Linked DNA regions of Homo sapiens: regions 2 and 3 are each linked to region 1. Evidence: chromatin loops called from intact Hi-C (ENCODE). Cell type or tissue: Caco-2. All regions are shown on one strand. Links, peaks and the distances in the headings refer to the core of each region. The heading gives the core; the rest is flanking DNA. Region 1 overlaps LOC105378780 (a long non-coding RNA gene). Region 2 overlaps GNG12 (G protein subunit gamma 12). Region 3 overlaps GNG12 (G protein subunit gamma 12).

Region 1 (10,665 bases), core at 1,221-9,220:
GTGAGTTGTGAGGAGAGTGACGCTGGGTGATGAGGCTAGAGGAAGAGTTCACCGTGGGGGCTCCTGAATGAGGACTGAACTGTTGGGGCCAATATACCACTTCACAGATGACAGAACTGAGGCACGCATAGGCCAGTAGGGCTTAATCCCTATTCCTGATAACAAATGTGAGTTGCAGTGGAATCCATGAGAAAATAAAACATAGTACTGAAAATCCAATTTAGGGCCACAGAGGGGACATACATGACAGATGTGCGTGTTTTGGAGTAGGCCCAGGCCCCCAGCAGGACATCAAACTTGCTCGGGTCACTCAGCTCCCTCTCCCCTGTACACCACAGGAACCTGGGGGAAGGACCAGGGCCTACTGGATTTTGTATCTCTGGGGCCCATCACAATGTGTACCTAAGACTGGTACAGAGTGGAGGGTCAGTATGTGGTTGAGAAATGAATGGGAGATCAGAAAACAAGATCAGTCTGGGCTGGATAAACAAGGCAGGGTCTCTTGGAAGAAATGGGATTTTACCCCGGGACATTTAGGGTAGATAAATAATCAGGACAGTGACTTTCCATTTTTTGTGTGGAGGGTAGCTGGGAAACATCACCCCACCCCCAACTCCACAGACTCCCACCTGCGTTACGGTGAAAAGTTCAAGCCCCTTGCAGTCAGACAGTCTAGGCTGGAATCCTGGCTCCATCACTTATCAGCTGAGTGATCTTGGGACAGTCACTTGCTGTCTCCAAGCCCCAGGGTCTTAATCTGTAAAATGGAGGTAAAAATACCTTGTTTGCAGAGTTGTTGTGAGAACAAAGGAGCAAATAAACAAAAGACACAAAAAGATTAACTATGATCAAATCCTGTCTCTTTTTTTGGCCCTCTTCTCTGGTCCACCAGATGAAGAAGTCTAGTAACGCTTCTATAATGAGGGGTGAGTTGCAAGCTGGAGACAACACAGATAAAATTAATCACTAGAAGGGCTTAAATTATCTTCCCCTGAGATCAGGCCTTTTTTGGTGGGGTGGAGGGTGAAGTGAGTTGTTGAGGTTGGAGGAAATACAGGCTTTGTAAGGGGGTGTGTGGCATGAGGACTACAGGAGAGGGGCCTAGAATGGGAGAGGTGGCCACTGAGGACATTAGTTATGTCCAGCCCCCAGTAGGATGTCACATTTCCTTTGGTGGAAAGACAGGGTACCAACATTTGTTGAGCATGATGAAGTGCCAGGCACTGTGCTAGGTGCCAGGGATACATCCTTGATATATGTACAACCCTCACACTAGGCAGCTCCAGTTTTTTGGCAGACATAAACAGGAAAATAAACCACTATAATCCAAGTAATTATAACAAGAACAGAACAAGATACAGAGCACAGAAGACAACATAATACTATAAGGCAATCATATGGAAGGTGGGTTTTGAAAGATGCATAGGAGTTCATCATGAATCCAATCTAAGAAAGGGAAAATGAAGTCAAGTTCAGCACCACTGGAGTAAAAATGGTGGGAAGAGATGAGTTTAAGAGACGAAGCTGGCCATACGCGGTGGCTCATGCCTGTAATCCCAGCACTTCGGGAGGCCAAGGTGGGGGGATCACGAGGTCAGGAGTTCAAGACCAGCTTGGCCAATATGGTGAAACCCCATCTCTACTAAAAATACAAAAATTAGCCAGGCATGGTGGTGTGTGCCTGTAATCTCAGCTACTCAAGAGGCTGAGGCAGAAGAATACTTGAACCCAGGAGGCGGAGGTTGCAGTGAGCCCAGATCGTGCCACTGCACTCCAGCCTGGGTGACAAAGCGAGACTCCATCTCAAAAAAAAAAAAAAGACGAGGCTGGGGAGGGAGGTAGGAGCTAGATGATAATGAGCCATTCTTTATCCTGGAGTGATGGCAACCAGTGAAAGATTTTGAATGAATGAAACTATGTCCAATCTTCAAGTTAGAAAAACCTCTCTGGCAGAAGAATTCAAGGTGCATTGAAGTGGGGCAAGCTCAGAAACAAGATGCTAGTGAAGATGCAGTTTACCGTGGTCAAGGAGAGTGAGTGAGGCTCTAAACCAGGCAACTATGGGGCCATTCTTCTGAGCTCCTCAATCACAGGCAATCTTGTCCTCTTCTAAACCCACAGCATGTGGCTTCTTTCACTCATGGCCTATGACCCAGGACCATGTGCTATCATGAATTGTATATTTGTTTTCCCTCCACTGCCAGATTGAGAGCACTTTTTCCTCTCCACATCCCTGGGCTGAGGAGCTGCTTCACAGTTGGTGCCAATGTGTTCTGAGGTTCAGAAGGAGGGGTGTGGGGTTTCATGGGGTTCAGAAAGAGAGGCATGGAGTAAAAGCAGCCTGTGATCAGTTCATGAGCCAAGCAAGACCTCCAGGCCCTTTGCTCACTCCCCCTTCTCTGTCTGTCCCTAATCAAGCTATGCAAAGAAATGTCTTAACTGCCATCTGTATTGTTTTGTGAATCAACAGAAGAGCCCAAACCTTTTCTCTTGCACATTTACCAACCAGAGATTTAGGGAAATAACACATAATCAGAGGAGGAAAGACCAGCTGGTGGTAGGTGGATTTTGCCTGCATAGTTGGTTGTTTCCCTTCTAATACAAAAGCTGATAGTGGATCATAATCTAGGACATTTTTCCAGAATGAATCTGGCAGTATGCAAAGACATTTGCGTGCAGTAACTTTCTTTCTCACTCTTCCATGACTTTCTGTTGTGTCTGTGTGGGCACAGACAGGGTGGTTGCAGGTTAACTGGGGCCAAAAAGTTGTTATCACCTGGCATCTGTGCCAAGAGCTTATGTAAAATGAGCTGATTCCAGCAGGCACATGTCCCAGGTGGGACCCAACCCCCCACTGGCATGGGCTGGGTGCCTGTGAGCCACATGTTGCTAAGGGCTGAGAAGGAAGCAGTGCCCAGGGCCGGGGCTGTGCAGGGTGAGGGAAGGAGCAGCCTCTGAGAAGGGCCGGGCCAGGTGGATAGGGGAGAAGTCAGGCAAGAGAGGACTGGGAGTCCTGGGCAGCACCTGTTCCCAGAAAGTAAATAATACTTTACCCTTGTGTCATATGCCTGCCTGTCGCCGAGCAGGCGTCAGTTCATCCCTCACTGTGGGCCGCCAGCCCCGTACCAGCATGCTACTCATTTAAAATGTGCTTTGGAAAAGAAATCAAAGGTCCTGATGCCTTCTGCTGCTTGCTCAGCTCCATGGCCCTCCCAAACTCCCATTTCACAGCTGCTACTCAACTGCGGGGCTTATCGGGTGGGCCTGCCAAATATTTGGAACTGATGCCCCCGGCTCCGGACAGGAGTGGGTGATGGGGGCAGAGAGGCTGAGACTGCGCTCGGCTGTGGTCCGGGTAGGACAGGTGCTGGTGGCTGCAGCCTTGTCCCATTCCCCCCTCCCTTCCCCTCCTTCCCTCTGCTCTCCTGTTTACAGTCTGTTCACCGGACAATATTTCAAGTATTCTAAATATGAGTGTCATAAGCTCAAGACGGAATGCTGGGCCCATTGTGCGGAAGGGGAATTAGTTTAAAGACAGGGAAGATTAATTGGTCTGTTTAGGAATGAATCGGTTTAGCAATTACTGTGTTTTGAAAGAATATCATTTATGGGTTTAAGTAATAGTGCAGTGGTTAAGAACTCGGGTGCTGTGTGCTGACAGGACTGGGTTCAAATTCCAGCTCAGCCTCTGGCCTTGGGCCTATTCCGATGCCCATTTGTTGGGTGACCAACTCCTCCAGGTCTGCCCAGAATTTTCTGATTGCTAAGAACCCCCTCAGTTCTGGACACGCCTAGAGAGGAGTAATGATCATGCTTAGCTTATCTAACTGGATAAGATTCATATGGTTTATCACAGTGCCTGGCCCATAGTGAGTACTCCACTAAGAAAGCTAGTGTGATACCTTTTTGAGCACCCCAAACTACTGGCTGCACCAGGGACCGTGCTTTGGGGTGCAAGAGACTCAGCCACAAACATGCCTGTCACTGTGCAAACACTGTAGCATTTTCTAATGGAGCTCACCCTGTTAAGTAGCTAGTGGTGGCTCTATTTTACTGATAAGGAAATTAAGTCTCCAAGGGATAATAAGACACACAAAAGGTTAACAGCTGGAAAGGGAAGGATAGCCCTTTGGAACCCAGCTCTTCTCCATCAAGCCTGGAGTCCTTTCATCCTCAGCCATTCCCTGTCTAGTTCATACCATGCATTGAGTAATGCATAAGCTTTTGTGCCAGTTGCCCTCTCTGGCTGCCCTTACCTCCCAGCCCCTTCTCCTTCAGCTGGCAAATTCCCACCTTGCTTTGGTACCAGCTCAGACATCACCTTCTCCAGGAAATTGTACCTACCCTTCCCATGGGTCTCCAGTCTCTGTTCTCTTCATACCCTTTATATATCTCTCTGGATACATTTCCTTCCTAGTAATAATTTGCTAATTCACTGTCCTGTGAGCTCCTTGAAGACAAGGATTGTGTCTGTCTTTCCACCTCCCTCCAGAGCCAAGCACAGTTCCTAACCCATACCAGGTTTGAATTCATTAAGGTGTGACATGATTGTTTGATACTTAATAAAAGCTTCTATGACTTGACAACTTGTGGTATGTCACACACTAAGCTGAGCATATATATTTCTCATTTAATCCTCACCACAACTCATAAGTTTTGATAAATGACAGATAGGAAAATAAAACTCAGAGAGATTAAATAACCTGTCTGAGGTCACATAGCCAATAAGCACAGATGTGAACTTTGAGTCCAGATCTGCCTAAGAAACTCAACCACTGGGCTCTATCAGCGCCTAACTCAGCTCCTTGCACACATTAGGCATTTGGCACTAGTCAAGGTAGATGGATGGCATAGGATGGCGTACGGCAGGGGCCCAGGGTCATTGGCCCAGGGTTATTGGGCCCAGGGTCATTATTAGGGGCCCAGGCATCCGTGGGCCCAGGGTGATTGTCCTTGGGCCCTCACAGGCCAGCTGTTGTCAGTGGTATGTTTGCAGAAGCTGCCAGTTCCCTGCACTGGCATGAAAAGCTCTTCCTAATTCCATGGCTCATTTTCGCCCTTATGTCTTTCTGGCCTTTCTCATTCTCCCAGGGCAAGGTGAGGTTTGGGAAAGCTGAGGAATGTGGCTGAACTGTCTTCAATAAATTCTTTGCCGATAAGACATGGGGGAGTTTCCAGACACTTTCCTATGACTGTTCCAGCTAAGAACGTTAGGCTAAGCTACAATGACTCAGCCCATGGAAGACCAGGGCTGCTGAAGTTCCCCGGAAGCCAAGTTGCTCTGCATAGGTCTTGGTCCAACCAGGATAGGAAGTCCCAGGCAGCCCCAGTATCCTCAGAACCTTCTTGTGGATGGGAGAGGCAGAATGAGCACTGTCCCTGGGGAGAGACAGGCTAGGTCTGGAAGCATCAATGTCTCCTTCTACCACAGCTTCTGATTTATTACAAACCTTAGAAATGGATTTGGAATACAGGTCATGGGTTAGGATCCTGACTTTGCACTTACTAGCAGTGTGACCATAGCCAGTCATGCAACCTTCCTGGGCTCCAGGATCCTCTCTGCAGAATGTGGAGGAGAACAGTACCTACTTCAGGAAGCAGCTATGAGATTAGAAGAATTAATGTCTACACAATGCTGAGCACAGTCAACACACCAACTAGGTGCTTGAGAGTGGTAGCTATTATCATATGAGGGAGGGATGGAAAAAACTGTGAGTGGAGCTTGCAGCTTCTGGGGTAGCAATGAGTGTGGCCAATCTTCACTGCTCCCCAGCTGAGTGAGTCTACTTGCCATGGCATCTTTGACTGCTCCCGGGCTGAGTGGCATGTACTGAGTTCCTCTGGCCAGAGGCTCCCAAAATGTGTTTTCTGCAGGCTGGTATCTGCAGGAAGGACTGGTTTACTCCAAGCCCATTGTGTCTGCAGCATATGTGTTTTGCCTTGGAAAGCTGGAAGTGTGTGACCCCGCAACATTGGCTCAAGGGGAATTTTCCTGCAGAGGTCAGGCAGGGTCTGCCTTCTTACCCAACAAGGGCCTTGGTTTTGGGAAGTTTCCCCAGGACATGTTGCACCAGAGCCCATGAGCTCCATAGTTTGGCTGTGTTTCCCCTTCCCCTCCCCACTCCCTCTCCTTTTTTTTGCAGAGCCAGAGGTAAAATGGAAAATGTGTGCTCAGGTGAAGAAAGATGTGTACTGTCAGATAATATCTTTTCTTCTCTGGCTTTGAAGTATGTCAGACACAAGCTAAATGGCCTAAAATTGATAATAAGTAGCCTTTTAAGTGCGGTCATGCTTTCTTACCAAATCAACAAATATCTCTTAAGCTGTAAGTGTTCAAAGAGTAGGAATCATGAAGGGTTTATGGATAGAAAGGGCTGTGGAACTGATTTAACAGTTGAAGAAATTAAAACCTCAAGAGGAGATGCCAAGTGCAGTGGCTCACGCCTGTAATCCCAGCACTTTGGGAGGCCAAGGGGGGGATCACTTGAGGTCAGAAGTTCAAGCCCAGCCTGGCCAACATGGTGAAACCCCGTCTCTACTAAAAATACAAAAATTAGCTGGGTGGAGTAGCAGGCACCTGTAATCACAGCTACTCGGGAGGCTAAGGCAGGAGAATTGCTTGAACCCAGGAGATGGAGGCTGCAGTGAGCTGAGATCCACTCCAGCCTGGGTGGCAGAGCGAGACTCTCTTCAAAAAAAAAAAAATCAAAAAACCAAAAAGCTCGAGAGGAGAAACGACGTCCCAAAAGTTATCAGCCAGGTGGGGGAGAGGCAAGATTTAAACCCAAGGCTGATATTTGGCTTAAATCTCTCCCCTTCTTTTTTTTTTTTTTCTGACAGGGTCTCACTCTATTATCCAGGCTGGAGTGCAGTGGCATCGTCTTGGCTCCCTGCAGCCTCCATCTCCTGGGCTCAACTGATCCTCTCACCTCAGCCTCCCAAGTAGCTGGGACCACAGGCACGCGCCACCACACCCAGGTAATTTTTGTATTTTTATAGAGATGGTGTTTCGCTATGTTGCCCAGGCTGGTCTCGAACTCCCAGACTCAAGCAATCTGCCTGCCTCAGTCTTCCAAAGTGCTGGGATTACAGGCATGAGCTAACATGTCTGGCCTCCTCCTCTTTGTAAATGGCCACCTTATGGTGTCACTGGTGTGGTACTGGGCAGCAAAATAACACCAAGAATTAAGGGGAACATCTTCTGCCTTTGAGGAGCTTCAATTTAGTAGAAAAACCAACAGGCCAAATGATGAGCAGATGGTTCTCCACAGCATCGCGCCAGGGAAAGAGCAAAGGTTTTCATGCAGGGCTGACCATATCCTGGGGCTGCACCCTGCAAGGCCCTACAATGCACCATCTGTGGGACCTAACCTCTTGATGTCTCAGTTTCCCCATCTATAAAACTATCTCACAGGGTTGTTATAAAAGCATTTAGTACAGAGCCTAACACATACTATGTGCTCAATAAATGGTAGGAAAAATAAATCCAAGTCCTGTAAAAATGCTGCCTCTTATTATGCCTCCCTTTGGGCAACTTATCATTTGCAAACGGAATTTACATCTGTTTTTTTTTCCTTAGTCTTCATAAGAGCCTTCAAAGATAACCAGGAAAGATTATCAACAAATATTCATTAAATAAATGGCTAAATGGATTGATGAATATTAAAATTACCATGTGCACAGCACTTACCACATGGAACTGTTCTAAGAACTTTGCCTGTTCTATGTATCTTATATAATATATGCATTATACCGGCACAACAACTCTATGAGATGGGTACTATTATCATCCCCATTTTACAGATAAGTAAACTGAGCTCCAGAAGATATTGAACAACTTGCCTAAGGTTATACAGGTAGTAAGTGACTTAGCTGAGAATGACCCCAGGTAAGCTGGCTACAGAATTTGGGCTCCTAACCAGAAAACCGTATTCACTGATTGAATGAATAAATGATAAATGAATGAATATAGAGGCCAGGTAACCCCTATTATATAGATATCAAAGCTGAGGCTGACAGAGCCCAAGGTCACATAGTTGGTTTGGTGGCAAAATGACAATCATATGGCAGCATTCTACTTCCCCACCCCCAGTGGAGTTAGGTGTAGTCGTATCACTTGCTTTGGCCAGTAAAATGTGAGTGAAAGTTGCATATGGCGGCTGGGCATGGCGGCTCACACCTGTAATCCCAGCACTTTGGGAGGCTGAGGCGGGCGGATCACCTGAGGTCAAGAGTTCGAGACCAGCCTGACCAACATGATGAAACTCCGTCCCTACTAAAAATACAAAAATTAGCCTGGCATGGTGGCGTGCACCTGTAGTCCCACCTACTCAGGAGGCTGAGACAGGAGAATTGCTTGAACCTGGGAAGCAGAGGTTGCAGTGAGCCGAGATCATGCCACTGTACTCCAGCCTGGGCAACAGAGCGAGACTCCATCTCAAAAAAAAAAAAAAAGAGAGAGAGAAAAGAAAAAGTTGCACACAGCACTTCCAGGCAGAAGCTTTAAGAATTTGCCACATTTCTTGGAAGCATGTGTTGAAATGAGGCCTCTATCTGTCTGGGTTCCTAAGTGACTAGAATGAACAGAGTCCACCTGTCTATCAATGATAGCATAAAGTGAGGAATAAATTTTTATTATGTTAAACCACTGAGATTGGGGTTGTTATCACAGCAGACCCTGGCTACTCCTGACTGATACATGTGGGGCTAAGAATGAGAGCTTGAGTAATCCAATGCCTCATGCAACTCTTGTCACATTACTTAACCCCAGCCAAGCCTGCACATACATCGGTGTTTTACTCACCAATGACTTCTCCCCCAGCTGGATTAATCTGATTGAATGACCTGGATCATTTATGGCATGAAGGGAAGACAGCTGTTGAATTCCAGCCCCTGACAGAAGGCTCCAGACCGTCAATGATAGCTTGGCTCTGCTAGTTTGATGCATCAGACACTCCCTCCCCAAAGTGCTGCCTGTGTCAATTTTTCTTAACAAATAGAATATTGTATAGAGAGTGAGCTTTTTGTAAAGCAAAATATAAGTGTTGCGATTAGCAGCAGTATCTCTTAAAGCTAAAGATGCAAAGTCAAGTTTAATTAACCAGGTTTGTGTTTGACTGATTTTTTTAAAGGCAGTAAAGAATTTTAAGAATAATTGGTTACATAATCTAATAGGCTTTTCACTTTTATTTGGCAGATTTAGTAACAATTAGACAATTGATAGTGACATCAAAATGCTCAACTAATTTTCCAACATTTTTGATTAGTTAACTGAATCCAATCAGAATTTTTTAAAAGACAGTTTCTATATGTAGACAGTATCCCTTGTGTTTAACTAATGAAAGAAGATTATACAAAAGGAAAGTATCAAGATTTTAAATATTGACTTCTATAAATCGATTTTGTCTAATCAAAAATTTACAGTGACATACACCAACAAGTTAAGTGTCTAGGTCTAGATGAACTTTATATGCATCTTTGTATTTTTCTGCAAACTCAAGGTTTTTTTTAAGGACTATTATATTCTTCTAGTGTTTTCTGAAAGTTTGCATATGCTACCCTTACAATAAATGGAACAACCAAGGTTTTAAAATCAAATTACAATAAAATAATGTTTTCTTTCCTGAGATTGCCTGACTATCTTTGGGGCCACTGCAGGCCAACTTGAAGGTGGATCTGAATCCAGCTCTGTTGTCCCAGATTCTCACCATGTAAGGGCTGATGAGACCCTACAGCACCTTGGGTACAGCTTCTCTATTTTAAGGATAAGGGGAACTAAGGTCCAGGGAAGGGATGTGCTCAGGGCAACACTGCTTTAGAGAGTGGTAAAGTAAAGCAACTACCAGAACCCAGACCTGTCAGATGCTGAAGTTCATGGACTTTCCACTACCCCCTAATTTAAAGGAGCCTGTATGCCTCCATGGTTTGTGCTGTTGCACTAGATGCTCTTCTGAAACTTAGGTAGATACAACTGTACTCCCTGTGTTCTGATATTATCTTCCATTTGCATAGCACTTTACTGTTAAAGCATTTAAAAATGCATTATCTGATTTAAATTCATAACAGCACTGTGGGCTACGAAGGACATTTAGCATTTAAACTCAGTCTTCCTGGTTTCTTGGCCCCTCTTTCCACATTGCATGCCCCACCCCCCCACCTTTACATATTCAGGATGGAAGACTGTGTGGCACTAGCCATATCCTGTTACCTCCATTCCCTAACTGTGTGGCTTAGGGCAAGTGACTTAACCTCCTTATGAAATGAACATAATAATGTAAGTTGTCAAGATGATCACAGGAGATCACTGGGTAGGGGGTCCGGTCCACATTTATTTCATTTCCTTGTGGTAGTTTACCAGGCCCTCTCTCAGGGGAATTTGACAAACTACTTCTTGGCATGCCCCTTCTGCTCCCTTCTATAAGGTCTTTGCCATGTTGTTGGCTGGTACCCTCTGCCTCACTGAAGAGTCTGGCCTCCAGTGCAGCCTGTCCTGATTCCTTCAGCCAATTCTCTCTCTCTCTCTCTCTCTCTCACACACACACACACACACACACACACACACACACAGTGTATGCATATACATGTAATTATTAAAAATATTTCATCCCTTATTTTTGCACCATTAGAGGAGTAAATCAAGACCTGGAAGCTCTTCGCTTTCTTCAC
Region 2 (10,665 bases), core at 994-8,993, 180 kb before region 1:
AACGCCAAGGCGGACAGATAAAGAACTGTTTCTTATGCATCTCTCTATGAATGAAGAGACCTTTCAAAATTCCCAAGCCAACCTCCCCTCATGTCTCACTGGTCAGAACTGGGGCACATGCCCACCACTAAACACTCAGAAGTGGTCTGGGGCCATCCATGTGGCCTAGACCAATCTGGATTTACCTTCATCACATGAGGAAAGAGTGAACTTGTTCTACCAGCAGAGAGGAGGGAGTTAGATGGCTGTCAGGTAGCAGGCTGGAGTGCCTGCTACACAAGGAGTGATTAAAAACCTTCCACTGCTCAGAGGAGAGCAAGGAAGTCCTCACGGAGTGGCCTCTAATGCAGAAGACCAACAAGTGTGCTCGGTATCCTGATGGGAGAGACGGAGGTGCTGTGGCTTCCTGCATCAGCACTGCTTCCTGCAGGAAGCGATATCTAAACTGTGGACAGAACTTTAAAAGGGGAGGGTCACAGTCAACTTTTCTTTACAGAAACATCACTTTGGGTGTGCAGAGTGGATTGAGGGGAGGTAGAGAGACCAGCTAGACAGCCATGGCTGTGCTACAGTGATCCAGGGGCCAGCTGCTTATACTCCCAACTAGGGTGGGGCAGTGGGGTAAAAATATACTAATTTGAGAAATATTGAGGTGGCGTAAGCAGGACTTGGAGACAGAAGAAGGGGTGTGGTGGAGGAGTGGGGAGTCCAGAACGACTCTGGGGTGTCTGGCTTCGGCAGCTGCCTGGATGACAGTGCCACTCCCTGAGCTGGAGACCACAACAATAGGCGGAGGTTTGTGGTGGGGACAGGAATGATGAGTTCAGGTATGACCGGGGCTTAGTGTGTGGGAGGTAGGCGTGGTTGGGACCAAGCTGAAGAGGTGACCGGCAGTCATAGCACACAGCACCTGTGGGCCAGGCCAAGAGCTTGCCCTCCAGCTGCCCAGAAATCTGTACAGAGTTGGAGGTGAGGAGAGATGAAGGAAAAGAAATAACATGCGCAGAGGTGGGGAGCTCACAACTCTCCGGGCACGACCGGGAACAGAAAGTTGTTACACTGAGCTGCACAAAGTGGCCCAGAGGAGAGTGGCCAAAGGGGCAGGGCATGCTGGAATGACAACAGCAGCCCGTGTAGGGCAGCCTCATGAAGAGGAGAAGGGAGCGCCTACCTTTACCCTGGCAGAGTGCTCACATACACTGCCACACTTAACGCCCGCCACCTGTCCTGCTGGGCAGGCATTCTCTCACCGACACCACAAAAACAACTCAGACAGAAACCACCCAAGGGGATCAGGGCAGTTCTAGAAGTAGCTCCCCGTTTTCCAGTCTCAGGCCAGTGCTGTCTTTACTACAGACCCCTTCAAAGATCTTTATTCACCACTGACCGAACACTTTAGTAAGTGCTAGGGATACAGAGCACAGTCCAGTGTGGGAGGTACAGAAAGGCAAATTGCAAACCCAGCAGTGAAGCATGGAGGCAGAAGCTGAGCTGTGAATGCTTTTCATGCTTGGAGGGGAGGTGCATGCGAACAGCTGATTCATGGAAGGTATCGGGGCTGCCCTGGCCCCCGCTTCAGTTCTGGCTGGCCTGCCCACCACTCCTTACTTTATGAAGTAAATTTCCTCCAGTCGCAGGACTTGTCATGGGTGATGTTCACTGTAGGGCATGAATTGAAACTCAGCAAGTACAGATTGAGAATCGCTTATCTGAAATGCTTGGATCCAGAAGTGTTTCAGATTTCAGGTTTTTTTTTTTTCAGGTTTTGGAATATTTACATTATATACTTACCAGTTGAGCATCCCAAATTTGAAATGCGTCAGTAAGCATTTCATTTGAGTGTTATGTCAGAGCCCAAAAAGTTTCAGATTTTGGAGGATTTTGGATTTTCAGATTTGGGATGCTCAACTTGTATTTGAAAACAAGAACTTAAAAAAAAATTCTTTCAACATAATTACCAAACACCCACTCTATATTCAGCAGTGTTCCATGTGCTGGGCATTGAAAGGTTAAGTAAGACATGGGTCCTGCTGTTGTGGAGCTAAGTAGGGAAGAGGGCACATGGACAGACCATTGTAGTATGACAAAGTGAATGCAGTGGTGACACTGTAGGAAGCAAAGGGAGGCCAATAATTCAGCGTAGCAGTCACCTGGAAAGGTTACTGGAAGCCATAATACAGGTCAGATTCGAGCCACCTTTCCCTGCCTTGAGATTTTTGTAAGGACACAGGGACATAAATTGGCACTTAGTGTCTAACAGTGTCTGGCAATGGATGATATCCCATATTATTTGTAGCTCAGATTAGTGGAGGAATTAGCTAAGAAGTATAGAGAGAATGTTGCTAAAATAAAGTAATGATACCTTAGTCAACTGTCAGTTACTTTAAGGAAAGAAATTAAAGTATATGAAATCAATTAGAACAAAAATAGTTCATTGTTTCCAACTTATGTGATTGGGGCGAGGTGTTGAAAAGAAGTATTAACTAGCTCATGTCTGGGCCCAACAGGAAAGAACACCATGACTCATTAGTGATAGCTGCCATGAGTGCTGATCCATTAGGGATGTCTACCGTGAGTGCAAGAGGAAAAGAGGCAACCTCCATGCCACATGTCTGCATTCCTTAAATTAGAATAACAGCTCAAGGTACTGGGATCTGACTGCATGCAACCTGTTAACCCCAAACTCCTACATGCTTGGCATTTTTCAGAGACAAAGTAAACAAAGTAAACTTTCAAAATGTCTGTTGTGATCCTGGTACATTCAGACCAGTCTCTTATACTTGCTACTTCTGGACAGCTGCCCTCTTCTCTCCAGTGAGACCTGGAACCAGAGCAACATCCTGAAACGCCAAGGAAAGATGAATATGGGGTACTTAATTACTGCATTGATTCAATTATATTTCTCCCAGTGGTGGGAGAGTGAAGGAGTATACGTTAGATTTCCTGTAAGAGCTGATCAAAGAAAAGGCCTGCTAACAAGCATATGGTTATCAGAACTTCTCATTAAAGGGTCAGCGTAATCAATTGAGGATGGGCCACATTGAGTAACTATGAGGTGCTATGGGGCAGGGAAGGGACTGCAGTTTCTTATGTCTTGGTAATAACTCTTGCTGAAAGACAGATGTAATACGACCATACTGATATTTGTCATCCTTCACAGCCATTAACCTGGCATCTCTGTTGTGCCACTTAAATGCCGACTTAGCTTAGAAAGACAGCTGTGGACTCCAGAAAATGGGGAGAGGCTCACCTCATTCAGTACCCGTGTTCAGCACATTAGTCTTGAGAGAGGTTTCTGTTTGCTTATGGTTTGGGTTTGACTCTTCTAGAGCATCTGCATGATAACTCTTTCCACCAGCCATAGAGACACAAGAGATGTCTCACAAGCCATGCTGGAAAATCACTTAGATTTCTTTTCAGGATGCTATTGAATGGGAATAAGGGCCGAGGTATGGCTTTTCAGGTTACCTAAGTATCCCAGAAGCAGTACGCCAGTCGACATTTGTGTGCATGTACTTTTGTACTCAAGACCCCAAACACAGCAACCCTGACCTGTTTGAAGACCCCACCCTGGACAGGGGACAGTGTTTCCCCAGAGCTGCCACTCTTGAGGCTCTGGAGGAGACTGGGTACAGAGACCCTAACTGTGGGACAGTCAACTGAAGGTGACTGTCCTGCCCCCTGAGCCATTGAAAGCTTTTTTCTTCAGATACTATATTATTCCCAGAGGTGCCATTAAACATTCTCCCTATGCTGTAGTGAGAAGTGGCTCACAGACTCTGCCTCTCTGTTGAACAACTATAGCTTTTACTTTGAAAACTAATGTCATTCATTTCTATAATGGCTAATAAATATTTTTAGTGGCCCAGAATGCATTTTAAAACGTGTGTGTATATGCACGTGTGTGTGTGTGTGTGTGTGTGTGTGTCTGTATGTGTATCCATGTAAATGGGCAGTCCTGGTAGACTATGAGTGGATGCGTGGGTGGGTGGGTGAGGGGGTGAATGTGTGTAAATGGTTGGGAAAGTCTGGAGTGGCCCAAATAATAACTGAGGTTAAAAACTGGTGAAAAATATTTTAATGTAAAAGGAAAAACAAAAGTTCATGCATCTTTTTTAATGAGGAGCAAAAATAACTCCTTACCTGTTAGTGTTATTTTTAAAGTATATGATGAGTAATTTATTACCTGCTGCTACATATAGTGTCATAAAATATGAAAATACGACTAATAAGTGGGAAAGGAAATTTGTGCAAGTCAGCATTGCTGTAACTGAAAGAACTAGAGTTTATCCTGCACATATACTGGCAGTCTAATGTGAGTCTGAGGCAAATGAGAGAGCTCAATAAGACTGCATGTAAGTAGATATAGGATATTCTGAGAAATAAGAGGGCCTGGAAACCTAAGCCCCAGTTATAACACTGTTTCTATGGGAAAATATGCTACATAAATACCTTCTTTGAAACCAACTTTTGAAACCCTGCCGATTTGTAAGTTAGGGGCTAATGATATAAAATGATCACCTACTGATCTGTAAAATTCTCAGCACTAGTCTGTCATCAAGCATTTATTGAGTAACTGCTGGGTGAATTACGCTGTGATGAGCATAGCAGGGTGAAACAAAAGAAATAAAGGAGTGTTTCTGCCCTCAAAAAGCGTGCACCTCGTTGGAGAGAGAAAACCTGCATACAAAGCAACCTGAGAACTTTTACAATGCCTGAGCCCACAAAGCAAGAGGCCTGCAGGCAGCAGTGTGAAAGAGGGATGTGAGGCAAGTGTGGTTAATCAGGAAAATGTGAGGTTCCACTGGGAGAACATGTTCCCTGTTCGTTTGTAATCCCCCAGAGGCACACCAAAGACTCTCTCATTTTTCCTGGAGAGCCTCACACAAGCATGAAGCAGTAGCTGCGGTGAATGTCATATGATCCTGGCGTGCCAAGCAATTCAAAACTACAAATGGCATGTGGTATTACCTTATTAGGAAAGGTTCAGGCTTTTTTCCTCTTTCTGCTCCGTTTTTGTTGTTTAAAGGAAGATAGGTTGTTGGCAGGCTGGGCAGTGGGTACCTTCTGTACCCAGAGTTTCAGTTCTGAAGCACACCCTGGTGAATCATAGCCTTTCTGAGAGTGCCCAAGGTTTGGAGCCCAACTTTGTGTTTTTGTGTAAATTTCTGGGAGAGTCTGTAGATGGGACAGTTCCTAACCAGTGACTCAGCACCTGAGAGGCAGAGTCCTTACCTTATTTGTCAGGCAGAGCTGTTGCTTTTCATTTCTCTCCAGCCTTGAGGTCTCCAAAAGGGAGAAGGGAGATCAGGAGAGGGGAACAAGTTGTGGATAAAAATTCTCAGTCTGGGGCTGTGGTGCATCCCACTGGGAATGCCGATAGCCTGTGGAGATGGGCGTGTGGCTGAGGCTGCCTTGCCAGGTGAGGCATCCAGATCAACCAGTCTGTCCTGATTGGAGGCTCCTAAAATAAGCCCTTTGCTCTGTCGTGCAGGCTGCCTCTGAGACGTGCTTCCTGGGGGCAGCAATCAGCAAACAGTTGTACCCAGACCCTTCCTCCTGGTACTGTATTTTAGCTTTGAGAAGCACTGAATCCGTGTTACTATATATGCAGTGGGGGAAAGGATGACATTCCTCCTCAAAAGATTTACATCATCATCAGTAGCAGCAAACATTTATTGAGTGCTTACTGTGTTCCAGGCACTCCATATGCTTTGTCTCATTTAATTCCCTTTACAGCCTTGGAAGGGCTTTTTTATTATTAAAACTCCTAATACTGTTATCTTAAAATAATAATTTTACCCTAATGTAAAGTTCCATTTTGCAGGTGAAAAAAACAGAGGTTTAGGGAAAGGTTAAGCGACCTATCCATAGTCTCACTACGAGCAAATGACAAAGGCAGGATGCGAACCCAAATCTGTCTCCCTCCAAACTAAGTTAGCAGACTATTCTTCTTAGACACCTTTTTATTTGCGGTTACTATAAGTAATGTCTGTAGACCTTCTGCTTTATTCTCCTGCATTATTCAGGAAGAAATGGAGGGTTTGGTTGTTCCCCACCTCCTCCCCTCCAGGGGAGTGGGAAGAGGGAAAGTCCTTGGAAAATAAGTCAGAGATGATTTTTTTTTTTTTAAGGAGAGTTTGTAAGGGAAGTGTTGAGTTGGCCAACCGAAAGGGAGAGGCTATTCTGGACTTCACATGTGTTATGGAAGAATGCGTGGTAATGAGTGGGAGAAACAGAAAGTAAACCAGTACAGGGCAGGATCAAATAGAAGGAAATGTGATAGCAAAGAAAGGGGCAGTCCTGCCTCCAAAAGTAGCATGTTAATGATTAGCACTCTGCAGACTTTTCAGATCTCACATGCTCTCAGCAGTATTCAGAACTCCCTTGTTTGGGGGAGAGTTTTGCTTTCCAAAACACAAAACCATGACATTTAATTCTCAGTTTCTGTAGGGACTAGATGAAATCACCACTGGAAAAACAAGAATGGCAGTGCATGTTAATTATTTCAGGAACTCTTAGAGGGTGCGAATAAAACAGCTGCCATCCCAAAAGACGCTGCACTTCTTCCTCCACCCTCTCTTCTTATCCCCCCAAGCACGATTTCTGTTTTTTGTGCCCTTCTTGCTACTTCTTTTAAAGAACTCATATCCCTGTGTTTCACTGAAGAGAAAAATGCATGCAAGAGATTATTGTTATTTTTTTATAAAGCATGTTACATCTTCCCAGTAGCCTATGGTATGGTTTCAGGACTACTCTGATTTTTGTATCTGATTGACCTTTGATTGGTAGCCACCAAACTCTGGAAAGCCAGGAATTTCTTTCTTGATCTGTAACCAAACTTCCAAATGCCCAGAACTTCCACTCTTCAAAGGAAGCATATTACAAACAGAAAACTCCTTCGAAAAGTGAATTGTAGTCCACCCTTTAGGTTCTCTCCTTTCCCTGCCCCCACAAAAAGGAAAGTTCTTTATCTCTGCCCTCTGCCTTTCTCTCCCTGCCCCCTCATGCAGACTAACAGTCTCTTGTTCTGATATAGAATGTTCTGTAATTATTTGTCCTCTGAAGATTAGGATAATAAAACATTTCAGCCACCCTCTTTTGGGTTCCCACTTTGCCCCAGTGAATAGAACTGTGCCCCACCATCCTTCTCCTCATAGCCAGCAGCCTCAAGTCCCACAATAGCTCTGCCTTGGTACAGGGAGCCAACATTGTTTGCATAGCATACGTTCCTGGACAATTAGAAGATCCAGTTTAACCTTCAGAGCATCCCCATCAGTTTGTGGGTGTTTGTTCCGGGAAGAGGAGGAGAGATGGTGACTTTTGTGGTCCACACATGATGCTACCCACACACAAGTTCAAATCTTTAGAGATGAGCTGAAAATTGTGTTGCTAAAGTTCACATGTAAAATCAGACTTTTTAGGTACTTCAGTCTTTCTGTCCAGAAGCAGATAGCATTAATATTTGCTTCTTATAACACTACTTGCCCACCTCACTCTCATTAAGTGAAAGCTTTTTTAAAATAGCCCAATTTCATGTAAAATTAATATTCATTAATCAAGATACTGTAATAGCACACCTTTCTGAAAATACATTCTGGTTATGATTGGTGTCTGATGAGGGAGGCTTTAAAACTCTTACTCCAAAGATGATACAGTCTTGGGCCATCGAACACTCAATAGATTTTTTATGGGCTAGGCGCGGTGGCTCACGCCTGTAATCCCAGCACTTCCAGAGGCTGAGGCGGGCAGATCACTTGAGGTCAGGAGTTCGAGATCAGCCTGGCCAATATGGTGAAACCCCATCTCCACTAAAAATATAAAAATTAGCTGGGCATGGTGGCACACACCTGTAGTCCCAGCTACTCAGGAGATTGAGGCAGGACAATCACTTGAACCCGGGAAGCAGAGGTTGCAGTGAGCTGAGACCGCACCATTGCACTCCAGCCTGGGCAACAGAGCAAGAGTCCGTCTCAAAAACAAACAAACAAAAAGATTCTTTATGCTTTTAAAACTGCATGTTAGGAATTATTTGCAGTTTTGTGTGCATAAAAGTTGGATCCCAAAATGGTATCAGGAAAGATAGGAGTAACTAAGTTGAAACTCACCAGTTTTTCTTCTACTTATTTAGAGTGAATTATAGCATGGCCTCCACCACCAAAAAAGAAAAAAAAAACACACACTTTTAAAGTATATTATTTGCTTTAGGAATGTTTAGCTGCCTTTCACTTTCAAACTGGAATTTAAGCCTTCTACATCATTTTACCCCCTTTCTGTTGTCTCTTTTCACCTTTCCTTAGACTCTGAGAGAATAAATGTTTTAGAACTTTGGAATCAAAATAAAATGGCAACCTCCTTGAATTACTTACTAATACTCTCTGGGTCTTAAGCGTAATTTTTTGCACATAATTTAAAAATCAAAACACCAACTGGTGGATTTAAGCCAAACTCCCTATTTTTAGAACAGTATTTTTTAGATGGTAGATTTTATTTTAGACCACAGGGATGGAGAGGAATGAGGGAGGCTCCTGGGCACTTCTCCATCCCTTGGTGAAGAGCTGGTGTGACCACCTCCCCCGCCCCCATAGCTCCCTCCGAATGCCTTCCTCAGCACAAGCCACTTCCGTGCCTTCATGAGTTGATTGCTGAGAAGAAGGGATGTTACAGGCTTGCTTAGTTTAAAAAAAAAAGTATTTGGTAACTTTCTTTTTAATTCTGGTGAATTTAAGTGCTCATCGAGCTAGAGGGGAAAGTGGGGACTTTTTAAAAAATTAAGAATGGAAGAGAAACGTTTCTTTATTCTTGCAGGAATCAACTTAACTATGCCTTTGTCAGCAGGTAGTTTATTGGAGAGTCAATTAAAAAAGAAGGCTCTGGCCTTTAATTATCCCAGTTGGTATTCAGCTTTAGAAAGTCTGTGGACCTGCTGAGTATGTTAATTTAACAACTTTATAGTATCTTAACTCTGCCATTTCTCCACCCAAACCACCTCCCCAAAGAAAAGAATTTAGAGGAGTCAGATGATACAATACACCAAGAGCTTTAGTCCTGCATACCTTGTTTCTTAGGACTTTGGACTTTCATTAATATCTTTAGGTAAGTTTGTTTGCTTCTCATGTAACTTCAGAGTCATTTATTCATTGGTTCATGTATTCATACTTTCCACAAATTCGGTCAATAAGTATTTATTAAGTACTGACTCTTTAACAGTTGCAGGGATATAGACAGAGATGTCCTTGCTTTCAGAAACCTTAGCTTCTAGGGGGATGGAGAAACAAGTAACAAACAAGGAAAACTACATCAGACAATGATAGGTGCTACACGTCATTTCCACAAACATCTATTTATGTATTTATTTATTTTTTAGATTTTTACACTGACTTGGAAACCACAAATACTTACTAAGTATCCACCTGTTACCCAGCAAAGGAGATGCCTGTGGAGAGCCCTGTTTGCAAAGGGGCTCTAATGTTCCCTTTCTTACTTGCCCCCAACCCTGTGAAATAAGGGGACGGACACCATTTTCTCCATTTTAGAGAGAAGAAATAGAGATGCAAAGAAATAAAGCAGTTTTGTCCAAAGTTATAAAATTCGTATGTGGGAGAACCAGACCCTGTGGGGCTTGGATGCCATTTCTGGGCACTTTCCTTCCCAATGCCATGCTGCCTGGTCACCGGGGCAGCTTTCCACCTGGGAAGAAGCAGGGCCCAGAAGAGTGAAATGCCTTCTCCAAGTCACGCAGTAATTCATGTCAGATCTGAGACTAAAGCCCAGGACTCTTCCAAATGTATTCTTCACATCAACAATTCAGATGGAAAGCTATCAGGTCCCACAACAGTGTTTGTGGTGGGCTTGCTACATTGGCAACTGTGAAAGTTGATTTATATAAATTTTCTGTGATGACACATCTATTACCCTGGTTTATTTGTCGTCTGTGTATAAGTACCCATACAAGAGAAAGTTTTACATTTTTATTTATTTCACACACTTAAGTAAATATTTACCATGTGCCAAGCACTGTGCTAAACACTTTACAAATACTAATACATTCATTCCTCAATACAATCCAATAGGATAGGTGCAATTATTATTCGCATCTTACAGATATAGAAAGAGGTACAGAGAAAATAAGCGACTTGCCCTCAGTCATATAGCAAGTAGGTGGCAGAGCTGGTCAAACCCAGACATTCTGGCTCCAGCCTGTGAACTTAGCCACTACTCTTGGTTGTAGTTTTAAATAGGATCACATTCTCTCTTAGGAGATGTGCTGGGAGGGACAGAAGATTTGGAGGTAGAGATTCAAATGCCGGATCTACCCCTTGCTAAGTGTATAATTTGGTGCAGATGACCAAAGCTCGCTCTTCCCATCTGTAACATGGGACATGTTACATACTTTGTAGGGTTCTAGTGAGGATGAAATGAGATATTAATAGCATCTGCATGGCCTTTCACAAAAAAACCTGAGTCCTCCTAGCTCCTGCCCCATGAGTAGCAGTCACATATGTGTGATTCTGGAACCGGTGCCTTGTCTCTGTCCATTTCCATGGCGCTGCACTAAGACGTGGGCCCTCTCTGCAGACTATAAACTGGTGCTCCTTCTTACAAATGTTCTTCGTATATCTGAAAATCAGTTATTTAAAGAAGTGCCCGAGCACAGTGTAGGGC
Region 3 (10,665 bases), core at 1,330-9,329, 130 kb before region 1:
CTTACCTGCCAAATTGCACCATTTTAAAGGTACCATTTCCTTTTTATACCTGACAAGAATCTGAGAGTGATGCTTTGAGACTCTGATTATCTTGTTCAAATCAGTCTTCCATTCAATAGCCTAGCATTCAAATACGCTCTGAAAGTGTGCAAGTAAAATATTTTCTTTCTTGTTTGTTTGATTTATCTCCATGTCAGGTTTCGAAGGCATCAGCGGACCTCATGTCCTACTGTGAGGAACATGCCAGGAGTGACCCTTTGCTGATAGGAATACCAACTTCAGAAAACCCTTTCAAGGATAAAAAAACTTGCATCATCTTATAGTGGAATAGAGAAACAGCTCCTCGCCTCTTCCCAACAACGCAAATTATGAGCAGCTCCTTGAAGAGATTTACCTTCAGCTTATTTGGTAACCACTGCTAATAACTAAAATGTTCTCAGCTTGGAATAATGGACTCTGAAGTCTCTATTTTCCAAGTTGTCCTTTCTCTTAAAATACCCTTTACTGATTTAATACAGAATAACAATCTTATTTTCCACTTGGTAACTATGGCTTTATGTTGGGTTACTGTTTAAGGAAAGTTGATCTGGGCCTTTTTAAAAACATAATTATATACTTTAGAAATACAAGGGATTCCGATATGTCAGGACCTAAATGGCCTAAGCACCTGTCAAATTAAAATTCCAAAATTCATTGAAATCCTAAAGCCTTGATATTATATTCTTTATAAGGCGTGTGCCAGCCTGTATAGTATATAAGAGAGAGGGGTGTTTGTGTGTATATATATATGCCTTTGTGTATACACTTATCAAAGCTATTTTCTTATGAAAACGTCCCTCTCTCCATACCATCAGTTTCTCAGTTCCAGAAGTTATACCTTTATTTTGAGCTGTGTATAGGTAGAATAAAAAATTCCTTTCATATCGTTATTGTACAAAAAGTAAAGAGTATCCTAAAGATTGTATTCATTGTAATCAAGTAATGCAATCATCTCTCCTCTCTTGAAATCTTGCTGGACCTCTTAGGCTACAATAAACTGTACCAAACTAAACTGACAGTCCTTCGATAATATGAAACATTAATTTACAAGGACCCGTTAGGGCTTCAATGATGCTGAGTCTGGAAAAGGGGAGGAGACCCTTGGGAGGACTCCAGGCAGCTGTGCTCCCAGGGCTCATGTTCTCTACTGGATTAGGGATAGGCACCTCTGAAATCTCCACCCTGATGATTGGAATGAAACGGAGTGAACATGAGCCCAGCTGAGAGAGGAGCAGGAATGTGTGAAAAACAGCTGCTCTCCTTGTCCCAGCTTTGTGATTGAGCCCTCTGTCTTGCTCTCTCTGCCTTCCCTGTGTCTTTCTTCTCTTACCAGAGCATCTGTTTGCAGAGGTAACATTACCTTCCCCAGCCACAGGTATGTGGAATACGGTGAGGAAAAAAAAAATTAAAAAAAAAATGCAAGCTGTCAGGATGCTTAAGCTCTTTTCAGACATCTGCAGTTTCATCCCTACCTTGTTCACATACCATCCAAGAGGCACATAGGCTACCCAAGAGAGCCTTGGATTCAGTGGTACACTCCTTGGGCCCAAGGGCTTTAGCAGCTGGATATGGGGTTCCTTGATTTTCCTCTGGGCCCAAATATAGCCCTCACACTCTTGGAATTTCCAGGTATGGGGGTAGCCCCAAAAGGAGGAATCTCCTATGGCCAATAAGGTATCTTGACTTTATCAAAGTAGAAGAGAGGGTCACTTCGGAGTCAAATCATACACTAGGCCTTTGATGCTTTAATTCTTCTTCAGTTCATTAAAAGTAACTACTAAGGAAAGGTTAAAAACTTCCCCTCAAAAAGGAATCAACCCCAGGAAGTAATTATTTACAACGATTTTCCCAAATTTTGTACAATCTGTCCTGGAAAGCAAACCCCTTTTAAAATCTAATGTCTGGGCTTTGAGTATTAGCTCATTTAGGGTGGACAAATGCATTACTGTTTTCAAACTGCTCACATTTATTCAGTATTTCTCCAAGTTGCTATCTACTCAGCCTTATGAATGCCCCTCGCTTTTCTAAGGCCATGTGAAAATCACGGCACTGCCCTTAGCCTTGTGTCATCTGCTTTTTCGTTCTGCGATATGCCCAGTTCCCAAATCAATTATAGGTACCTGTTTAGGAGAGAGGAAGATTTTACCTCTCAAAGGGTGAGATTTGAAATTTACACTAAAAAGACAACTTTACATTTAATGCTTCACTTAATGAGACATTCTTTTTTTTATAAGTCTATTTTTCTACTCAGTTTCAGAACACTAATCTGATTTTCACTCTGATTTTTAACGTTTCTTTAAATATTTATAATGTAGCTTCTTTCAAAATATTTTCATGAAAAATTACTTTTATTATACCATTATGTGCATGTTATTGGTAGCAGGCATAGTTTATTATTTAGTACTGAAACATGCTCTTTTACCTAACAGTAAACAAGTATGTTTTGATATATATCTGTTAATATGCTTATAGTGGTAAGAAATGGACTTGAGGTCCCAGGAGATTTCATTTTATTCACCCTGGTCAGATACAATAAAGGCTATGAGTATAAATACATAACTTCCTAACCAGGTGTAGGGCATGTTCATGAATATCAAATCTTTTGATGCTGGACCCAAGAGAGGAAAAGTTGTAGCTAAATGTTGATTTACTTATAACTAGACGTCTATGTGAGAAAATATATGTATACATATATATGATATGCAGAAGTCACTTTTTTTATCAGGCTTTATTCTCCTTACAAAGCCACAGTTTAACTGTCTGCAACAGTTGGTTTATGTTAATGATAGACAAATACCCAGTGTTTGTTACTTTTTCCAACTACCACTGTAATGATAATCTTTCTCACGTATATACATGCAACTTCTTGGCTTCATTTCCATGAAGCTGTTTCAATATATTCAGTATACTTTGTCCTTAATGCTGCTTCTGTTAACAGTGATCTCTTTCTTTTTTTCATTCTTATATCTTCATTAGTTCATCATAAATCTGTCCAGTTGAGGCCTCAGGACCACGGCATGATTTCATGACTCCGAAGTATTTTACAGAAACATTTTTTAAATAAGGGAAATATTTTATATACCAGATGGTTCACAAGTGATGGCTCATAGCTAGTTTTTTTTTTTCTTCTAAAAAATGTCAGGTTTTTAAAATCATTTACCTTATTAAAATGAAAAGTGCCATACTTAACTTTTAAAGGAAAGACCTGACTTGCTTTTTCTCTATTTAGACTGTTTTTGTACTTTACTAATCTTTAAACTATCAGGAAAAAAACCAAAACTTTATACCAATGATTTAGTAATTTTGAGGCATAGGGTAGCTTACGTAGTGGAGGATGTGCCAAATATTCTCTTCAAATGCCACCTTCTCAATTTATAACTAAAATAGTGTTATCTGACTAATTCCTCTGAATTTTGATGTAAGATCTATATAGGCCCCCAAAATGATCGTAGTACATGCCAGTCATTTCTCAGTGAAATAAATACAATACCAGAGTACATTATGGGTTTTATTGCTTTCTTTTATGGTAGACCTGTTAATGGGGAAAAAATACATCAAATCAAATAGAATCTTATATCTGTATGTTAAAATAGAGCACTTACCTGAAGTCAGTGGCCTGGATCATAGCCCTGGATCATTTCCCAGTCTGTCCTGTGCTGTGTGACCTTGGACAAGGCGCTTCATCTCTCTGGGCCTCTATTTCTCCATTTGTAAAACAAGTGGCTGCAGTAGATGATGGCTGAGAGCCCTTCCTGTTCCCAGATGCCTTGGTCCAAAGACCCCACCCCTCTGCTGGTCCTGCCAACGTGTTGGTGCTATAAGCTGCTTCAGATATAAAATTGGTTTATCTATAATGTTTGTTCATTTAATAGCTTCTAAAAGGCCTTTTTGTTATACAGTGCTTTTTTTCTAGTTTTATGGACTTGGTTACTGTAATAATGTCTTGTTTTTAGCCATGTAACTACAAACAGATATTCTCTTGATGTCTTAGTAAATTTGCATTTGATATATCATTGATGAGATTTTGTTGTTATGTAATATTCTTTGGCTACGCATCTGTCCAGCATCTTATTAACCATAATACTGTGATCATTATTTGGAAATATGTCCTATGGAAAGAATAAAAGCATGTACTTCACAGCTAGCATGTTCACAGATTTGAAAGAAGTTTCATTAAAAGCACCATTGCTTTCTGTACTGCGTCAGTGCCTCATTGTATCATCCTACTTGTGTTTTGCTCAATAAATGAATAAAAGACCATTTCTCTTCCCCTTTCCCTTCCTTCACTCAGTTAACATTTTCTGAGCACCTCCTGAGAGCAAGCTGCTGAGAGTCAGGCTCCCATGACACCCAAATGAATAAGACTTACACCAGCCCATGTCACAGTCTGAGCAAGGAGGATGGGAATGACAGATATGTAAACTAATCATCGTAGTATCATGTGGCAAGTGCTATAACTCAGGTGAACACAGAGTGCTGTGAGAGCCCAGAGGAAAGAGGGACTAGCTCCACATCAACAAAGACCTCTAAAAAGGCTTCCAAGGGTGGTGATGTTTGGGCTGAGTGAGAGAAGAACAGTATGCGTTGGAATGAGGTCCTGGGAGGAGATGAGAGGAGGAGAAAAGAGGACTGGAAGCCAGTGTGCAGAAGACCCCCGATCCCGCCCTCCTATCCTGCTTGCCTATCCTGAAACCAACAGGGGAGCTAGAGAGGCTGCTGAGGAGTGACGTAATGACTCTGACCTGTGGAGGGCTGTTTCCCATCCTGAGACTAGCTGAGGTAGTGGAAACTGATAACAAATGGAAAGGTCATTAGATGGTGGTGACTCATATTCACTATGTGTTTGCTGAAGGTGCCCTGCCTCCTCTTCTGCCCCTTCCCCCAGGGCTGGGATTCCCACAGAGATGAGGGGAGGGCAAAATCATCAAAGAACAAGGGCGGGAGGCAGCCAACAAGCCCCAGGCTATGAACCGGACACGCTGCAGAGATGGCCCCTGCTTCTGAGAGCCAGCACTCCACACTTACAAAAGGTAGGGGCAAAAGACAGTCCCTGGGCCCTTTCTAGTAAAAGACTGAAGGATTTAGATACATCGGTTTTGAAAAAGAGGCAACAACTAACAAGCACTTTTTACTGCTTCTGACCAAATTACAAAGTTCTTGTAACTCTCAGTGGAGGAGAGTTGGGGATGATGGATGGGATTGGGTAGGGGTGAGTTTTTAAAAGATGGGGGAAGGGAAGGTAATGAAGCTGGAAGAGGCAGATGAGATGTATACTTAGCCTTAACATGGACAAGAAACCCAGGCCTGCGGGTAGTGATTGGAACTCAGTGTGGAGATGCATGTCATGGGGCTTTCCACCTCTTCTGGATATGTGCCATGATCAGTTTTTCCCTGGCACGAGGGTCAGTTACACATAAACACATGGATATTCCCTCTAAACCTTTTTATTTGGGGCTCTATAATCCTTGTTTGGGGCTAGGCGACCGTCTTTTGAGTATTTGTCCCTCATTCCCTATGCCAGGATTATAATCTGTTGGCTTAAAACTCTGACCATGGCCGGGCGCGGTGGCTCATGCCTGTAATCCCAGCACTTTGGGAGGCCAAGACGGGCGGATCACGAGGTCAGGAGATCAAGACCATCCTGGCTAACACGGTGAAACCCCATCTCTACTAAAAATACAAAAAATTAGCCAGCCTGGTGGCGGGCGCGCCTGTAGTCCCAGTTACTCGGGAGGCTGAGGCAGGAGAATGGCATGAACCCGGGAGGCGGAGCTTGCAGTGAGCCGAGATCGCGCCACTGCACTCCAGCCTGGGCGACAGAGTGAGACTCCGTCTCAAAAAAAAAAAAAAAAAAAAAAAAAACCTCTGACCATCTTTGTGGAGCCTGGTCCCACCGTCAGTTCTAGCTGTCTTTGCACAGCCTGGCATGGCTAGGGCCTTGTGCTTGTTTTCAGAGCGTGACCATATTTGCTACTGTACCCCTTTACCACTGTGAGTAGCAAATAACTTTTGCCTTCAGATGAGCCCTCTGTTACCCTAATTACTTTCTCTTTATCTGAGTCATTTAAATCCATGAAGGTCGTTTAACTTTAGGCCAGCCCTGGGCGACGTGCAGTTAGTCAAAGGAACCCTCACCTCAATTGCCCATTTTTTTCAAAAACTTTTTCTGCCCTGGAGGAAAATGCAGTCCAAGTAAATTTATGCTAATGTGCAAATGAATTAATATATTGGCCTGTGGAGGACCACTGGCACTGTCAAATACAACTCTGGAGAGAGTGATACTTAGCACAAAGAAATGGAAGTTCATAGTAAAGTTTAGGCATCACTGAGAATTAATTGTACATATGAAGCATTCCTATACCCTTTAAATCCTCCTAGACAATCTATTGAATGATGAAAGCACTTAACTGAAATGGTTGACATCCATAATGGAAGATGCCAGGTTTGTAAGTCCAAGAGATTTGCAGCTGAGACATCTATGTGCACAATGATACTTTTTATTTTTATTTATTTATTTATTTATTTATTTATTTATTTATTTATTTATTTTTGAGACCGAGTCTCCCTCTGTCGCCCAAGCTGGAATGCAGTGGTGTGATCTCGGCTCACTGCAACCTCCCCCTCCCAAATTCAAGCAATTCTCCTGCCTCAGCCTCCTAAGTAGCTGGGATTACAGGCATGTGCCACCACGCCCGGCTAATTTTTTTGTATTTTTAGTAGAGACAGGGTTTCGCCATGTTAGTGAGACTGGTCTCAATCCCTTAACCTCAGGATATCCACCCACCTTGGCCTCCCAAAGTGCTGGGATTACAGGTGTGAGTCACTGCCCCGGCCCCACGTTACTACTTGTGATCTCTAGAGCCAACCACCTCCCACCCCTCCACACATACACCCTGCTTAGTGATAGGAGGGCATTATCCGCTAAATGACCTTAAATATGGTCCTAACAGAAGACATTCGCCAACTATGTGACATCACAAGGGCACTATGGATCCATAAATTTGTGTACTAGGGCAAGCCTAAAGCAGTCACTCCCTGAACAAATGTGGGCAGTGCTACCTCCTCTAAGCCAGGCACTGACGGACTTGTTCATTAATGTCCCCGACCTTAAGTAAAGGTTGGCATGTGAGATTTAGGTAATACACATGTTAATTTTTTAACATTTTACTAATTGTGTAGTTTTATATGTATTAGGAAAACCAGAACTAGCACAAGTTGTGATAGAAAGTTTCCTTCTAAAATAGATTTAAATAAAAAGTAAGCCAATTTGTATTTTTTAAAATATAAGTATGTAATAGCACGCCTTTGACTTGGATATGGAAAAAATTGTCATGAAGCCCTACAATACAAGCAAGTAAAAAGACAAGCATCCCCTTTGGGAATCAGCTCCAAGAATCACCCATGTAGGCCGGGCACGGTGGCTCATGCCTGTAATCCCAGCACTCTGGGAGGCCGAGGTGAGCGGATCACGAGGTCAGCAGATCAAGACCATCCTGGCTAACACGGTGAAACCCCATCTCTATTAAAAAATACAGAAAATTAGCCGGGCGTGGTGGCGGGCACCTGTAGTCCCAGCTACTCGGGAGGGTGAGGCAGGAGAATGGCGCGAACCTGGAGGCGGGGCTTGCAGTGAGCCGAGATTGCACCACTGCACTCCAGCCTGGCGACGGAGTGAGACTCTGTCTCAAGAAAAAAAAAAAATCACCCATGTAAAGCAGACAGGTTCACATTTCTACTTTTAACCTTGAAAAATTTTCCCATGGCCAATGCACTAGAAGTGCTTTGTTCTAAATAAACATTTTAGATCCGACCTTGGTGAGGTATGTACGTTTCAACACTGGCCATGCAACATCTGTCAACATTTGTAGACATCTGTGCAAGGCAATGAGGAACACTGAACTCCAGACACTAGGCTGGGCATTGTGCATGTGTTCTCCCATTGAAGCCTCAAAACAACTCTTTAAAGGAAAGTAGATGTGATTTAACCCCATCTTACAGATGAGGAAACTGAGGCTCAGAGAAGTTAAGAAAATTGTGCTAGATCCAACAACATAAAAGGGTGGGTCCTAAGAACATACACCCAGGCAGATTGTACAGCCCATGGACTATCTTAATATTTGTAGTATGGTTTGAATAAGGGAAAACAAACAAACAGTAACTTTGGTAATTGTTAGATTAAGTAAAAGGTAAGGTAAACAAGTAAGTCCTTTACTAATCATGAGTGTAATACCCTGGGCCTTAAGAATAAACAGTGCTATATTTCAGGCATTTACTATGACTAGGTACTGTTCTTAGCATTTTGCATCTGTTTATTTTTTTTTTGGTGGGGGTGTGGTGGTTGTTTTTTGTTTTTGTTTTTGTTTTGAGACAGAGTCTTGCTCTGTTGCCCAGCCTGGAGTGCAGTGGTAAGATCTGGGCTCACTGCAACCTCCGCATCCTAGGTTCAAGAGATTCTTCTCCCTCAGCCCCCCAAGTAGCTAGGATTACAGGCATGCACCACCATGCCCAGCTAATTTTTGTATTTTTTGTAGAGACAGGGTTTCACCATGTTGGCCAGGCTGGTCTCGAATTCCTGACCTCAGGTGATCCACCCGCCTTGGTCTCCCAAAGTGCTGGGATTACAGGCATGAGCCACCGCACCTGGCCTGCATCTGTTAATTCATTTAATTCTCACAACAAATCCAGGAAACAGCTACTCCTATTATTCCTACTTTACATATGAGGAAATAGAAGCCTGGAGAGATCCAAAAGTATATTGGATATGCTTTCAGAAAACCATTTTTCAGGGTAGCCAGTGTGACGTAAGAGAAAGAATACGTATCTTGGAATCAGGAAATGCATGTTCTGGACTGATTACTACTCATTTACTGTGCAACCTTAGGACACTTATGATCTCTGATTCTACTTCCCCATTCACTTTTAAAAAAAAGATTTAGGCTAGGTAATTTTTAACATTTCCTCTAGCTTTAAATTGTATATAAATCTGTAAATCTGAGAGGAGATCAACCCTCTTGCCATCTCCACCCCAAGTCATTGTACATTTTCCTCCTTGAATTGAAAATCAGGAGAAGAACCAAAGTCTAGCGTATGGAGCCAGAGGAGGGCACGTGGGTTTGTTGTGTATAATTATAGGTATTTAAAAGATATTTAAAGAATCACCTCCTGATACTTCAGCTACTGGCTCATCAACAGGTCTATAAAGAATTTTAAGGAAAAATGAATTATAGAAAAGCATTTTGAATATTGACAGCCTACCACTAATAGAATTAAGGAGCAAAGTTCTTTAACAAACTTAAAGTGTCAGTAGCACCTTATGAGTTCATAAAACATAACTACAAAAAGAAAAATAGCCCACTCAAACATTAAATATGAATGACAGTGCGTTTGGTTTATAGAAACAGAACAAAGAGAAATTTATTTATTTGTTGAGCTCCTACTAGCACTGTGGTAGGTATGTCCTAGGATAAACCCAGAAAACACAAGGATAGTGGGAGTGGGAGTAACAGGTGCAGGGGCAGTAGGAAATAAACAGATAAATTGCTATGCAATATGGTAAATGCTATCATAAGAAATTGTTCTGTCTGAATGAGTCAGAAAAGATTTCATAGAAGAGATAATATATTAGTTGAACTTTGAAGAACAAGTAGGAGTTTGTTGGTAAAGAATAGGGAAAGGATATTCTCAGCAGTGAAAAATAGTGTATGCAAAAGCCCCAAGATCTAAGGAAGCCTGGAGTGTTAGAGCAACAGAGATCTTTGCAACGGAAGTATGGGAATGAGAATGTGGACAAGGCTGGGAAGGAAAGTTGGGTCAAATAATCAAAGGCCAAGAGTTTGTACTGAATTATATGGGGGGAAGGGTAGTTGTTCAGAGATTTTTTTTTTTTTTTTTTGAGACGGAGTCTCACTCTGTCGCCCAGGCTGGAGTGCAGTAGCGGGATCTCGGCTCACTGCAAGCTCCGCCTCCCGGGTTCACGCCATTCTCCTGCCTCAGCCTCCCGAGTAGCTGGGACTACAGGCGCCCGCCACCACACCGGGCTAATTTTTTGTATTTTTAGTAGAGACGGGGTTTCACCGTGTTAGCCGGGATGGTCTCGATCTCCTGACCTCGTGATCCGCCCGCCTCGGCCTCCCAAAGTGCTGGGATTACAGGCATGAACCACCGTGCCCAGCCGGTAAGAGATTTTTAAGCATGGTCTTGACATGAAGATAATTAGAATGAACAAGGAAAATAAACTACTGAAGAAAAACTGGAGGTCGTGTTTCTAATTTCTGTGGGGAGTAGGGAGTGGAGGGTGGTATTCACTATTCTTTTATTAGTTCTTCAACTCCTTTCCATTCCAAACCCTTATCACTCTCCTCCAACCCCACCCCCTATTTACATCCTCTGTGATCTGTTTCTGTCTACCTCCTCAGCCTGCCTTTCTCCACTCCCTTCCTTAAATACTTAATCCCCTAACAAACACCACAGAGCCCCACACATGCCACACCCCTCACCCCAATGAGCTCCTAAATGCTCTTCAAGAGTCACATCAAGCATCACCTTCTCCTGGAAGGTTTCCTGACCACCCCCTACACACACACACACACACACACACACACACACACACACAGACACACACACACA

What was found. Peaks named below come from ENCODE experiments on the same cell type or tissue, not always from the same donor. Only the 100,000 strongest peaks of a DNase experiment are listed, where the experiment ranks them.
Region 2: it touches region 1 in a loop (4-fold over the local background); 31 of 110 quality-filtered maps call a loop at or near these places.
Region 3: a loop joins it to region 1, with 2.7 times the contacts of the local background. A loop is called at or near these places in 2 of 110 quality-filtered maps.

The regions. Positions count from the first base shown.
Region 1 is chr1:67,565,164-67,575,828 of GRCh38, reverse strand. LOC105378780 (a long non-coding RNA gene) reads right to left here. Exons shown (of 4, transcript XR_947474.4): 2 at 630-757. Among named protein-coding and RNA genes, the nearest start is that of LINC01702, 48 kb to the right of the region's middle. In Caco-2, for the core only: no CTCF peak of the experiment used is centred there; DNase peaks (open chromatin) are centred at 3,098, 3,398, 5,208 and 5,998.
Region 2 is chr1:67,744,448-67,755,112 of GRCh38, reverse strand. All of the region lies in intron 2 of GNG12 (G protein subunit gamma 12), which reads left to right. LOC105378781 (a long non-coding RNA gene) reads right to left here and starts at 365. Exons shown (of 4, transcript XR_007066163.1): 1 at 1-365. RefSeq lists an enhancer at 8,381-9,202. In Caco-2, for the core only: no CTCF peak of the experiment used is centred there; DNase peaks (open chromatin) are centred at 5,422 and 6,250; H3K4me3 peaks cover 839 bases.
Region 3 is chr1:67,695,109-67,705,773 of GRCh38, reverse strand. It overlaps GNG12 (G protein subunit gamma 12), which reads left to right. Exons shown (of 4, transcript NM_018841.6): 4 at 198-4,299. The coding sequence ends at 323. Among named protein-coding and RNA genes, the nearest start is that of GADD45A, 15 kb to the right of the region's middle. In Caco-2, for the core only: a CTCF peak has its summit at 4,715; a DNase peak (open chromatin) is centred at 4,873.